Regions from separate parts of the Homo sapiens genome. Here region 2 is linked to region 1. The links are chromatin contacts, found by Hi-C or POLR2A ChIA-PET in ENCODE. All regions are on one chromosome and are shown on one strand. Each heading gives the region's core, a stretch centred on a gene start or an enhancer-like site at or near the end of the contact. The rest is flanking DNA. Distances are from core to core; before and after follow the strand shown.

The links. A loop is a pair of places that touch in the nucleus more often than their neighbours do. ChIA-PET counts read pairs that join two places held with the same protein, here RNA polymerase II (POLR2A). Pooled maps may share reads with other maps.
Region 2: a loop to region 1 is called in a map of naive thymus-derived CD4-positive, alpha-beta T cell, with 7 times the contacts of the local background. The contact joins the promoter of NUDT4 here to the promoter of BTG1-DT in region 1. A Hi-C loop is called at or near these places in 1 of 168 maps with a recorded cell type or tissue (naive thymus-derived CD4-positive, alpha-beta T cell), 1 of 37 single-sample maps with no recorded cell type and 12 of 50 pooled maps. POLR2A ChIA-PET finds 5 or more read pairs at or near these places in 2 of 52 experiments (CD4-positive, alpha-beta T cell and activated naive CD8-positive, alpha-beta T cell).

What each region holds. Positions count from the first base shown.
Region 1 is chr12:92,144,787-92,151,185 of GRCh38, reverse strand. It overlaps BTG1-DT (BTG1 divergent transcript), which reads right to left and starts at 5,101. Exons shown (of 3, transcript NR_135036.1): 1 at 4,943-5,101; 2 at 4,424-4,524. It overlaps BTG1 (BTG anti-proliferation factor 1), which reads left to right and starts at 5,340. Exons shown (of 2, transcript NM_001731.3): 1 at 5,340-5,798. The coding sequence starts at 5,651. RefSeq lists enhancers at 4,689-4,988, 5,823-6,359, 6,319-6,368 and a silencer at 5,579-5,898.
Region 2 is chr12:93,375,275-93,382,040 of GRCh38, reverse strand. NUDT4 (nudix hydrolase 4) reads right to left here and starts at 4,116. Exons shown (of 5, transcript NM_019094.6): 1 at 3,620-4,116. The coding sequence starts at 3,718. LOC643339 (a long non-coding RNA gene) reads left to right here and starts at 4,305. Exons shown (of 5, transcript NR_040096.1): 1 at 4,305-4,604. RefSeq lists silencers at 3,485-3,784, 4,005-4,344 and an enhancer at 3,581-4,520.

The DNA.
Region 1 (6,399 bases), core at 3,852-6,351:
ATTCTTATTAACTCTTTCCCCACTCTACTGTTTTTTGTTTGTTTGTTTGTTTTGTTTTATTTGAGAGGGAGTCTCGCTCTGTCGCCCAGGCTGGAGTGCAGTGACGCGATCTCGGCTCACTGCAAGCTCCACCTCCCGGGTTCACGCCACTCTCCTGCCTCAGCCTCCCCAGTAGCTGGGACTACAGGCGCCCGCCACCACGCCCGGCTAATTTTTTTATATTTTTAGTAGAGACGGGGTTTCACTGTGTTAGCCAGAATGGTCTCAATCTCCTGACCTCGTGATCTGCCCGCCTCGGCCTCCCAAAGTGCTGGGATTACATGCGTGAGCCACCGCGCCCGGCTGTCTACTGTTAAACCTTAAAATTGAAGAGGTCTTTGGCAGCTGGGGGGTGCAGATAAACACTCAGTAACCCTGACCACCACGTGGTTGCCTCCGGTGACAATATAGACGGTGAGAGCTTTAAAAAGAGATAGGCCAGGAGGTTCTGGCACCAGGAAGGAGAAGGTTTGGGGAGGAGCCCAGCTTTGAGAAATGGCCCTGCAGCTATGCAGTAGAAAGTTGAGTGAGAATTCCCGGAGGCCACTGATCAGATTCAACAGTGACCTGGACACAAAACCATCCCTCCTTGCTGCCCTCCCACCTCCCCCACCGAACCCTCCAGGGCCCGCCTCAGTTGCTGGGCAAGAGAGATTGTGGAACTGACCAGGCCCCTGGTTCCTTTTGTCAATTTAGGCCAAAGGGGAAATGAAAAGTTTAAATGGTCTTAAATAGAAAGCACTTTTGCTACTTTCTCTTATCTGTACCTAGGGATAATTTTCATTCCAGTTAAATTATTTGGCAGATTAACATTTTAATATGTTCCTTGTTTCATTTTCCAGTGGGCCTTTTAATAAATGTAGCTGTATCTTACAGATTATGTCAGCTATGAGATGTCCCCTCAGCTGCCTTGAGTTTTGATTTTTTTTTTCCTACTACTATCTCTACTCATCTCCAGATGGTCTTCTAACTTTATCAGGTTTTATTTCTCAAGGTCCTTTTTAGGAAAGGTAATATCAGGAGCTCCCTTGAAAACCCTACCAGGTATTTAGAGCTCAAATTTTGTAGTCCATGACTTGAGAGTTCAAATCTGGCTGTAAAACCTTGGGTAAATTACTTATTTTCTTTAAGACTGTATTCTTATATGTTAAATGCTGTCAACTATACTCACTCGATTGGGTTTCTTAGAGAATTAAATGGGAAAGCATGGCTGGGTGCGGTGGCTCATGCCTGCAATTCCAGCACTTTGGGAGGCTGAGGTGAGTGAATCGCTTGAGCCCAGGAGTTCAAAACCAGCCTGGGCAACATGGTGAAACCCCGTCTCTACCAAAAAATTCAAAAATTAGCCAGGCGTGGTGGAACGTGCCTGAAGTCCCAGCTATTCAGGAAGCTGAGTGGAAAGATAAGCTTGAGCCCAGGAGGCGGAGGTTGCAGTGAGCTGTGATCGCACCGCCACACTCCAGCCTGGGCAACAGAGTGAGTCTCAAAAAAAAAAATAAATAAATAAATAAATAAAAAGAGAGAGATAGAAAGCATGTAAAACACTTAGCACTGATGCATTGTTAATGATAAAATGATAATAACCTGCATTATTACTTTTGTTGTTAAGCGATGCTTCACTCCTTTTTCCTCCCACTCTCCAAACAATCTGAATAGCTTCCACCAGAAGAAACTGAGTTTTGTCTAAAATCATTATGTGTCACCCTCTGACTGAAAGTTCTTTTGTGTTTTGTGAATCGCAGTAGATCTAAACCCAGTGCAAATGTCTTAGCTTGTGTCCTTGGATTCTTATTCAAGCAGAGCAAGTCAGGGTGCTAGCAGGGAGGCAACTAAAAGTGGTCTTCTCCTTTCTGCGGGTAACAAAAAAATAGATAAATAAGAGGCATAGGTATCTAGTTGAAGACATAAGCCCACAAGAAAAGCTAACTTATTTAAAGATAAATCTGATCATATAATCTGTCTGCTAAAAACACTCTCAAGAGTACTCTCAAGTACCCTATGCCTGCCTCCATCTACCAGTTTTTTCAACAATACTTATCCTCCTTGGTTTATGCCTTTGAGATACTCCAAGATCAAGCCCGTTCCTTTCCTCCAAGGAGAACTAATCTTGGGTCACTTTCATTGGCTTAGCTGAGATCATTCACTTTTGGGGTTTTCTTATTTTCCCTCTGCCCCGCAACACACAAATAAATAAGTGCCCTGTCTCTATTTGCCATTAACACTCTCTCAAGAACTCTCACTTGACTCTGTACTTATTGGTTAAGTTGTGAGTTTTCTAGACACCTAGCACTCTATCTGGAAGTAGGTGCGTAATAAGCACAACTTTAGTGACTGCAGCTAGCTGACTAGCAACAGGCAGGTTGCCTCTGGCTCAGTCTGGAAGGCCCTGGCCCTAATGTGCCTTCAGGGAAAGGGCGGGTCCAACTGGGGAAACAATATCTAATATTTGTGCTTTTATTTGTCAACTTATTTTAAAACCCAGGTTCATTTTTTGAATTTGTTTTGACAGCATTCCTAAGATTTTTAATACTTTGATTAGAAATGTTCTAAGTTTTAGAAATTAATTAGACAGGCCAGGCGTGGTGGCCCACGCCTGTAATCCCTAAACTTTGAGAGGCCGAGGCGGGTGGATCACCTGAGATCAGGAGTTTGAGACCAGCCTGGCCAACATGGTGAAACCCCATCTCTACTAAAAATACAAAATTTAGCCAGGCGTGGTGGTGCATGCCTGTAATCCCAGCTACTCGGGAGGCTGAGGCAGGAGAATCACTTAAACCTGGGAGTCGGTGGCTGCAGTGAGCCAAGATCGCGCCACTGCACTCCAGCCTGGGTGACTGAGCGAGACTCTATCTCAAAAAAAAAAAAAAAAAATTTCATAAATTACTATCAAATTGCATGATAATAATAAAGTACTTGGGAGAGCCTTGGTAAACTTAGCACAACAACACAGAAAGCACCTTTGTAATTCAAAAGCTGTCCAGAAATACCTGCTTGTTTCCCAGATGGGAAGGGCCTGACTAAACTTCCAGAAAATGTGACTAAACATATATATGTCAGGAATTGAAAACTATTAGCAATGAACATTATGTACCATCTAAGGCTTACGTTTAAGACTAATGTTTATTTCCAGTTTTTTTCTGAGTACTCTGTAGATTCCCAAGTTAAAAATTACTGTAGTTTCTCAAATCAGTTTGTCTCCTAATGGGATGATTTAAGGTGGGAAACACACATATATAATTTGAAAAACTCAGTGCGGGAAGTAACTCTCCCTGAGTCTATGGGTTAAACTTTCTGTTAACCCTGTTCAACTGGTTTTATAAGGCTTTCAGAAGGGGTCCTGCTGCTGCTAGTGCAGGCAGTTAAAAATAGTATGGAGAACAAGGGCTTGGGGGAAGTCTGAGTCCAATCCTAGCATTTTGTTGATTTAATATTTCTGTTTTTTAGATGAGACAATTTAAGCACATGACCGAGAGGCCAAGTTGGAGACCAGGTTTAGAAGAGAAAAACTTTCACTTGACTCCTAATTTGTACTCAGTGACACATTAACGACAATGTAAGTGAAAGCAGGGAACTAAGGGTGGGTCAGGTTAGGTGGGAGACCAGGAGTTGTTATTCTAGTGTTATGGTAATTTCATGAATTTACTTTTGCTTCTCGATCTTCTTTTTGAGTAGTAAAAGAGGTTTCATGCCTCCAGTGAAATTACTATTTTTAAGCAGAGTTCTATCTGAAAAGTTCTATAAGAAAAAAAAAAACCACTCTTTAATTTTTTCACATGTAACTACTTAGTTATGTGTACTAATGAAAAAATAATCTAGAAGTTATTTTTTCAAATCGAGTTTTACATATTTTTTAAACAATAAAACGTTTTCTCCTGTTTTATAATGTCATTATTTTTGCTTCATTTCTATATCCTTTAGCTCAGTATTAAAAAGAAAAAAAAAACACTCAAAGTGGTGTGTTTTGCAATATTGATGATCAACTAAGGTCGGGATATTTATTTCCATCTGGTAGAGTTCAACTTCTGCCTCCTGTTTGCTTTCTCCATCTGCCTGCCTCCCTTCATCTTTCTTTTTTTCTTTTCCCCCTTCTCCTTAATGGAGTTGGGGTTAACCCTGTCTTAGGCCTAATCGTTTTAGCAGGCTCCCGCCTTCCTGTTACACTGGTTTTTAAGGTTGTTTTTTTTTTTTTTTGGTAGGGTTTCAAATAAACTTGAATGTCTACACTTAATACTTTCACAAGCTTCAAATTCTTTTTATTTTATTTTTATAAAGAGCAGGACTCAGGCTAGGACGGCATTTGGACTAGGTAAAAAAGAAAATCTTCAGTTTTGTGCACACAAGTTTTAAAATACATTGTACAGATTTTTTTTTTTTGGATACACACCACTCTTTACAGGATCCGCGTTATATCTGCTTTCAGTAACTGGCTCTCCTGTCCGCATCCAGTAAGGTTTCCACTCTTCTCTCCGTTGACTGCTGAAGTTACTGAAACAGCAACCACAAATGGCCTTACTAACCTACTTATTTTGCAATTAAACTTTTAAAAGATATCCCCCTACTCCTCCCCTAGGGTGGAACAGAAATGGCTCCGCGGCGTTGGCAGCTCGTCTGCGAGGGGACCCTGGCTCCCCGAGGCTGCAGTCCTTTTTCTTGGACAGAACGCCCCGCAGGACCGTTCCCTCCACTTTCCCCCGCACTAAGGCAGCGCACCGCCAGCACACACAGCGCTGGCGCCCGCATCGCGCCGCACCACACGCGTCTCCGGCTTGAGGAGCCAGTCACCGAGACCCGGAGCGGGAACGAGATGTAAACACGGAGTGGGGACATGCAGCCCGATCTGAGAAGGCGGCGTGAAGAGTAGACACAGCCTGCGCCAGGCGGTTCTTATTTACCCAGCACTTACACTCCAGGGCAAGCGGGCCCAGGCAGCGCACTCTTGGAGAAGGATGCACTGGCGCAGAGCCTGGACCTGCTGAAGCGGGAAGGAGGAGCTAGGGCTGGGGGCGGAGCTTTCACACGCGCACCCTCTGTTCCCTCCCTCCCTCCCTCGACACAAGCAACTGGGTCTCCAGCCGCCACTCCGGGTTTATTTGTTTACAAGCGGATTACGTCAGCTCCTCCCTCTCTTCCCTATCTCTGGACCCGCCTCCTGAACTCTTTTCCCGCCCCTTTCGGCTCCGAACCGGCTTGCGTCACAATGGTGCGATATTCGGATTGGCTGGAGTCGGCCATCACGCTCCAGCTACGCCACTTCCTTTTCGTGGCACTATAAAGGGTGCTGCACGGCGCTTGCATCTCTTCGCCTCTCGGAGCTGGAAATGCAGCTATTGAGATCTTCGAATGCTGCGGAGCTGGAGGCGGAGGCAGCTGGGGAGGTCCGAGCGATGTGACCAGGCCGCCATCGCTCGTCTCTTCCTCTCTCCTGCCGCCTCCTGTCTCGAAAATAACTTTTTTAGTCTAAAGAAAGAAAGACAAAAGTAGTCGTCCGCCCCTCACGCCCTCTCTTCCTCTCAGCCTTCCGCCCGGTGAGGAAGCCCGGGGTGGCTGCTCCGCCGTCGGGGCCGCGCCGCCGAGCCCCAGCCGCCCCGGGCCGCCCCCGCACGCCGCCCCCATGCATCCCTTCTACACCCGGGCCGCCACCATGATAGGCGAGATCGCCGCCGCCGTGTCCTTCATCTCCAAGTTTCTCCGCACCAAGGGGCTCACGAGCGAGCGACAGCTGCAGACCTTCAGCCAGAGCCTGCAGGAGCTGCTGGCAGGTGAGCAGGGCGAGGGCGTCGGAGGGACGCGGGCCCCACATCCCTGGGTCAGAGTCCGGCCGTCGGGGCTGCGGGAACCTCGGCAGCGCCCCGGGGCCGGTCGCGCTTGGGCCCCGCCGCGGGACCGGTGTGGTTGCGCTGGGTGGCCGCTAACAGCGGTTCCCCGCGAGGCTTTAGGGGCTGGACGGAGGGCGCCCCCTTCCCCCCAGCTGGCAAAACGGAGAGGAGAAGACAACACGCACAACAAAGAAACTTAAGCCCACCGAGGCGGGAGCTGCGGTCCGAGGACCGTCGGCGGATTTGGGGACAAAGGAGCCGTGGGGCTGGGGTGGGTTCGACGTCCCCTTTCCTCAGCCCCCTCCAACCGTTGCGTGGTCGGCGGCCCAGCCCCGGGGTGGGAAGCTGCGCCGCTGCCCCGGAGCCAGCTCAGAACGGACGTGCCGTCTCCCCGCGCCTCCTGCCCCTGCCCATTAATCATCGGATTTGTCACCGGCACAATTAACAGCCCTGCCCAGAGCGTGGTTTAGGGTTGCTTGTTTTTCTTCCCTTCGGGGTTAACAGTCCGGTGGCGCTTCTCATCTCCAAAGCCATCAACTCCATT
Region 2 (6,766 bases), core at 2,867-5,366, 1.2 Mb before region 1:
AGGTGATCTGCCCACCTCCGCCTCCCAAAGTGCTGGGATGACAGGCATGAGCCACCTGCCTGGCCTGTAGTGGTTAGTCCTTCAGACTGATTTGTTAATGCCTCTCTTGCAACTATGTCTGGATTTCACACAGGATCAAGTCATTCTACTTCTCCCCTTAGCAGTCTAAACCTATTTTGCTGCCAGATCACTCTCAAGCTTGAACACATCTACTATCTCAATGTTCTTTGTTCAAAACTAAGTTCAAAACAAAACTTTGTTCTTGCGTAGCAACTTCTCAACCTTACATTTGAAGTGTTGCAAATTTTTCAACTATTACTGATTCTATGCTATCCCTAAGCTGCAGCCAAATCTATCACAGCCCCAAGTCTTGCTCTATTTGGGACGCCTGGTCCCTCCTCTCCCAGTCACCCACATCCAACTCCAAATGACTCACATTGGATCTGAACCCCAGAATACCCGACCGCACTTTTCCCTTACTTTATTTCCCTTTCCATTGATCCCTTGTCCAACCTTTCCCTACAGAATGATTCTTAGGAGCTAAGACCTCATCTCTTCATCCCCTTTTAAACTATCATATATGCAAATACATTCAACAGAATCCATTTCTGATTACCTATTTGTAAAAGCATTGTCATCTTTCACTGTACAAGCACAGTACCCAGCTACTCTACAGGGCAATTAGCTGTGGGCCTGTCTAGAAGCCCAGCGGCCAAAACTGAGGGTGCTTCCCCACAGAAATAACTAGCTGGGGAGGTAGGTCAAATAAACAAAACATTTAGAAACAAAGGACCAGAGCTCAAAAGGATCTGCCAGCTTCTGTGACCTTGGGATAGGTTACTTCTGCTACCTAATTTCTTCCTAAACAAATACTAATACTTATTTACCCTACAGAACAGAAAAAGATAAAATGGAAAATATTTAATATATAAAGCCACCTTAAAAGAATAACTCTGCTCTTAGAACAACCTTCTTTCCTAGAACAATCTGTTTTAAAGTAGAAACTTACTGAGAACTTCAGTACAGGAACAGCCAGATGGGAGCGCCACGTAGCTTTTTTGGGGTCAAATTGCAATTACTCTTTTACTTCCATTTGTACTCTATATAAACATTTCATCCTCAAACAAAACATACATTTAAATCTTCTAACCAGGATCTAGGTGTTTTTCATCCAGTAGAGGGAAACATTTCTCACCTATTAACTAGAGAGGTGGGCTCAAGCTGGTTTTCTAGACTGTCCTGGGAAGTCTGGCAATGCAATTTCAACAGAGTGAAGGCAAATTCATAGAGAAACAATAGAATCTCCAGGAAAGCTAACAGAGTTTATTCTGTAATAATCATGTAATAGATAAAGCCTCAACTACACACAATCACAGAAATGAAAATTCTGAAGAGCTAAACCAGATGTTAAAATTGGCTGTGCATTTCACTTAAGGAGAATTCTAGAGTCTTCCCTCAGATCATATCCTCTAACAAGATGACTCACTCTCTTCAATTCTCAACCTACAGGTTATCAGATTTACAAAGTTTTATACAATGGATTTTTCTAATACATTCTCCAAAACTTGCTCCCTACTTCACCTTACCTAATGACACGGGTCTCTTGACTCAACTAGAGGCTATGAATTTAGTATTTATTTCAGTAGAAATAATATCCAAGCATAAAAATAATCATTTATTTTTATTGCTAAAGTAATTCCTAAAGCTTCTATCAGTCTTTGCTTTACCATAAGCACAATAGAGATCATCATTTCAATTTCCATCACTCATATTTTCCCCTAGAGTCTAGTATTTTTACAAAGCCTGAATTCCAAGTTCACATTATGGCAACACTTCAGTCACCACTTTCAGATAGGCTTCCAAACTTAGCCTCACAAAAATCTCACTCACTCAACAAACAGAGCCCAACATCAGGAGTAAGGACTGGACCCTGAATCCTGACTCTACCACTTCCTAATTGTGTCATTTGGGAAGGTACTTATGCTCTGCAACTGTCTCCTCACCTATAAAATGGGAGTAACTTCACTACCTCCCAGTGTTAAAAGGATTAAATGTATAACAAGTTTTCTTCTGGCAGCGCCTGGCACATTGTAAGCACTCAATTAAGAATATCATTACACAATATTGAGGAAACCAGACAAGATCCTTGATCTATCTTGATCCCTTTTGGCTATCATTTCTTTTATATTTAAAGTTTACTACTTTGCCTCAACATGGCCCCTTTCCGCTAAGGCTTTATCTTTTTTACAGAACACACTTAATGCTTGTTGACTTGTTCATTTTGTAAAAGTTAATAACCTTTCCCTTTGCAGTTTCTAGCTCTCCTAAGCAGACCCATCTCAAAGGCTGGGGCCGTATTTCTCTGCACACTCGTTTGGGATTCAAGTCTAATACGTAAAGGTTATGAGTGAGCACAGAGCAACCCATTTAAAGGGCTTGGTTTCTTTTCAAAAAAAAATAAAGGCAAAACAAGGGTTTGAAGGGCAAATTTCGAGAACTTTTCGTTAACATAACAAGAACTAAGCCACTGAGTGTATTCTGTGTCATATTCATCACAACTACAGGGACTAGCAGTAAGGAAGCCATTAAATTCCCATCTCCAGCCTTAGCCTAGTATTTTATACACGGTTGGTTATGAAAGCAGAACTCAGAATGTTAATTTTTTTCACCTATGTAATTTATCTTAAGAGTGGCAATACCAAAAGGCTACTATTGCCCTAAGCAAACTTCAACAGTTAGCCATTTTAAATAAATACTACTGAATTAAGTAAAAATCGCTCTCCAGGGAAACCCCAAGGGTCTCATTCTCAGCCCAATGCAGATGGGTAAATTATCCAAGAACGACTGCTCTGAGAACGAGAAAGGCTACTCCTTTCCAGATGTCAAGCCAGACAGCAAAGAACCCTTTATACATAAGCTGAGAGCTGGAGATTACTGTCTGAAAATGGCAGCTTTGCCCATCTCTAGTCCATCGTCTCCCTTTTGGCATTATTCCACATTTTTCACTAACCATTTTTCTGCAGTCAGAAAACTTTAAGAAGGGAAGGCCGTTTTAAAAATGAGGCATAATTATGCCAACAGCTTGCGGGTTCATGGACCCACAAGAATTGCCAAGACTAGACTCAATTCCAAGCACGAGGACTGTCTGTTACTCCACAAACATGCTTAGATCGAATCCGAGACCGCAAACGGCTGTAACATGGAAGGAAAATATGTAAAAGAGGCACAAGGGCTCTGCTGCAACACTCACGCCATTTCCACCCTCCTCTCGCTGAGCACTCGAGGTTTATCCGGCTTTCAACTCAATTCGCACGTTAAGATGGTGACTCCCGCTAGGCGAGACTTACGCGGCCCGGGACCTTCCCGGGGACCAGGCGCCTTCTCGAGTGCCCAGATGGAGAAACTGGGGCTGGGCGAGCCCCCTTTGTCTCATCTATCAGCCCAGAGAAAGGAAGGAAGAAGTGAGGGAGGAAAGGAGTGAGGGAGGAAAGGAGGGAGGGAGGAAGGGGGCTAATCCCTCCCAGCCCCGCAGCCTGCGCAGGGGCGGGGAGCGAGGGGAAGCACCCGGGCCCTAGACCCCGGCGCCCCGGAGGGCAGCGTGCGGCGCCGGGCGCCCTACCTCGTCCTCCTGCTCGCTCCGGAAGCACAGGCACGCCGCCCGCTTCTTGAAGCCCTCGCGGTCGTAGGTCCGCGTCTGGTTGGGCTTGAACTTCATCATAGAGGCGGGCTCCTGCTGCTGCTGCTGCTGCTCCGGCCGCCGCCGTGGGGGCCCGGCCGCCGCCACCCCGCCGGGGAGTGGGGGCGAGGGCGAGTCGGGCGCAGGAGCGCCCGGGAGCGCTAGTCGGTGCGGGAGGTGCGGCGAGGCCGGTCAGTCCCGGGGCCGGCGGCCGCTCCGACGCGGGCGGGACGGGACGCTAGCGCGGGTCACTGGAACCAGGGTGCCGAGATGAAAGCTCCGCCTCTGCCCAGTTGTCCGCCGCTCTCCATGGAGCCCGACTCCCGCTCGCCTCCGCTCCCTCCGGCCGTAGCCGCCAGGGGAAGGGCGGCTAGAGGCGCGCGCCACGCGGAGACAGTTGCGAAGACCCGCTCCCACTGAGCAGCAGCACCGCGGCGACCGCGCGCCGCCCCCTCTGCTCTGTTTAAATGAAGCCCACATGCGCCCCGCCTCCCCCGCGCGCCACTGCGCCTGCGTGCAGAGACCATTGCAATGGGGTGGGTGGGTAGGTGTGGCGGGGGAGGTAGGGGCGGGACCTCGGCCGCCCGGTGGGCGGGGCCGCGCGCACTCCCGGGCTGGAGTTCGGCGAGGCCTTGGGACTGGCGCTGGAGCCCAGCGTGGGATGACCGTGCCCCGAAAACATGCCAGTGAATGGAAAGAAGCCAAGGTCCCCTCCCTCCCTGCTTATACCCTCAACTTTGCCAATGAGGACCCTAAATACCAGCTGCACTACAGGGGATGTAACTACATACACCGTCACCAAAGTTGCAGCCTGGCCAAGAAATGCCAGGGGACGTCGCGGCGATTGCAGACTCCGCGGTGACTGTGTAGATACGTCCAGAATTCGCCCTTGTAGCGCGGGGAGAGGCGAGAGTGAAGGCCTAGAAAAGTTAAGACGTTAACTGTTTTTTTTTTCTTTGTTTTCACAAATGGGGGGTAGGCAAATTTCCTTTTTTTTTTTTTGTATTTAAATTTTTAATCTTTGGTTGGGGATGGCTTGTATTATTTAAAGAGTCAACTCTAGCTTAAACGTTTCTTTGAAGCTGTCTATAACATCCCCCACTTTGTGCCACCTTCCGGAAAGTATTAATACTGGCAATGGCTAATAGTTGCGAAATGGTTTTCATGTGGATCTCATGCTAAGTAACAGCGCAGCTGGATGCTGGGGCCACAGCACTAAAATATAATGGGATTTCTGCTATCTGGGAGCTTACAGTACCTTGGGGACTTGGAACAAACAACCTCTACACTTCAGAGTGTTAGAAGGGCTAAGATAGGAGCCAGGAGGCCTGATCTTAAGGTAGCTCGAGAAACCCAAACTCAGGCCATTCTGCCCTTCCACAGAGGCCCAGGTTGCTTGGGTCCTGACTTGGTTGGTTGGTTTTTCACCCCTTGAGGGCCTATTGTGTGTCAGGCACTGGCATCTAACAAAACCAGTCAGCCCCTGCCTCTCCAGGAGCGTAGGCACCTGAGAGCACACCGTCAAATATTAAATGATCACACGTGTACACGTAAAACTACAAATGTAATGGGCTCTAAGGTTTCAGACAAAGATTTGACCAGATCTGCAGTCAGAAAAAGATTATTGGGGCAGCAAGGCAGGAGCTGAGGGCTGAAGGAGGAGGAGCTAAATTGACCAAGAGCTTTCAAGGCAAAGGGAACTGGGATTTCTGCAGAGCCCAAAGTGGGAGGGAGTGAGGAGAGTTCTCAGAAATGAAAGAAAAGGCCAGTGTGGCTGCAGAGCGGAGGCAAGCTGGTTCCGCCTCTGGCAGAGGGGCCTGTGAGGCCTGACTGAGAGGCTGGGGACCACTGGAGAGCTCAGAGCAGGCACTGGTCTTTCTAGTCTCCAACCTCCTTTAGATTTGGGACTGCTGCATCTAACTCATCTTGTTACTCCCAGAGCCCAGCAGATGTAAGTTTGTAGAATGGGTTAGTGTTGAATAAATAATTTAAGGAATGAGGCTTCACCACAATTAGAAATCTTATCAAGACTGCGCAGAGATGTTTTCCAAGCCATTGATTTCTTATTGAAGGCACTTGAAATTTAACTATGTCCAGGATTTACAAACACAGGCAGAAAACATCTAGCTGGGGAGTCCGCTATGGCTAATATGTGATTATTATTTTTGGATAATTGGTTCACATCAATAAAGTTATTAATCCTGGCTTGGTTGCACAGGCTAGAGTGCAATGGTGCTGTTTCAGCTCACTGCAGCCTCCATTTCCCAGGCTCAAGGGATTCTCCGGCCTCAGCCTCCTGAGTACCTGTAACCACCACAGTTGCATGCCACCATGCCTGGTTAATTTGTGGATTTTTTTAGTAGAGGTGGAGTTTCACCATGTTGCCCAGGCTGGTCTCGAACTCCTGAGCTCAGGCGATCTGCCCACCTCAGCCTCCCAACGTGCTGGGATTACAGGCGTGAGCCACTGCACCCTCCTCACTATGGTCTTTTTTATTTTTTACTTTTATTTGTTTTATTGTGGCCTTTTAAATGACAAAGAGATTCCATTTCCTTTGTTTAAAACCCTTCAAAGTTCTGGTTTCTAGTTGTTGCTCAATAAATACTAGTTGGCTGAATATTTGTTCACTCAAGTCTTTCCCATTTATTAATTACATGAGGGAAGTCATGAATCAGAATTAACTGAGAAAAAAAAGGGAAGATGCTTAGAACCAAATCACGGAAGGGAGGAAAAACAGCAACACCAAGGCAGTGAGTGTGAGCTACTTGCTTCAGCTTCTTGGCCACTGGACTTAGTTTAAAAATCTTGGCTTCAGGTCTCACATGTACCAATTGCGCCCTCTCTCTCTCTCTCTCTCTCTCTCTCTCTCTCTCTCTCTCTATATATATATATATATATATATGAATGTTATATATATTAGTTATATATATATATAAAACTAATTACTACTATTTATATTTGCTTCACCTCTGAGCCTTGTCTTTTCTCACCTCTTAATTGAGTATAATATGATTTATGGTATCTTGCACAAGGCTTAACTAACATACCAGAGTGAGTCTGAAAGTGCTTTGAAACTGTAAAACATTTAGA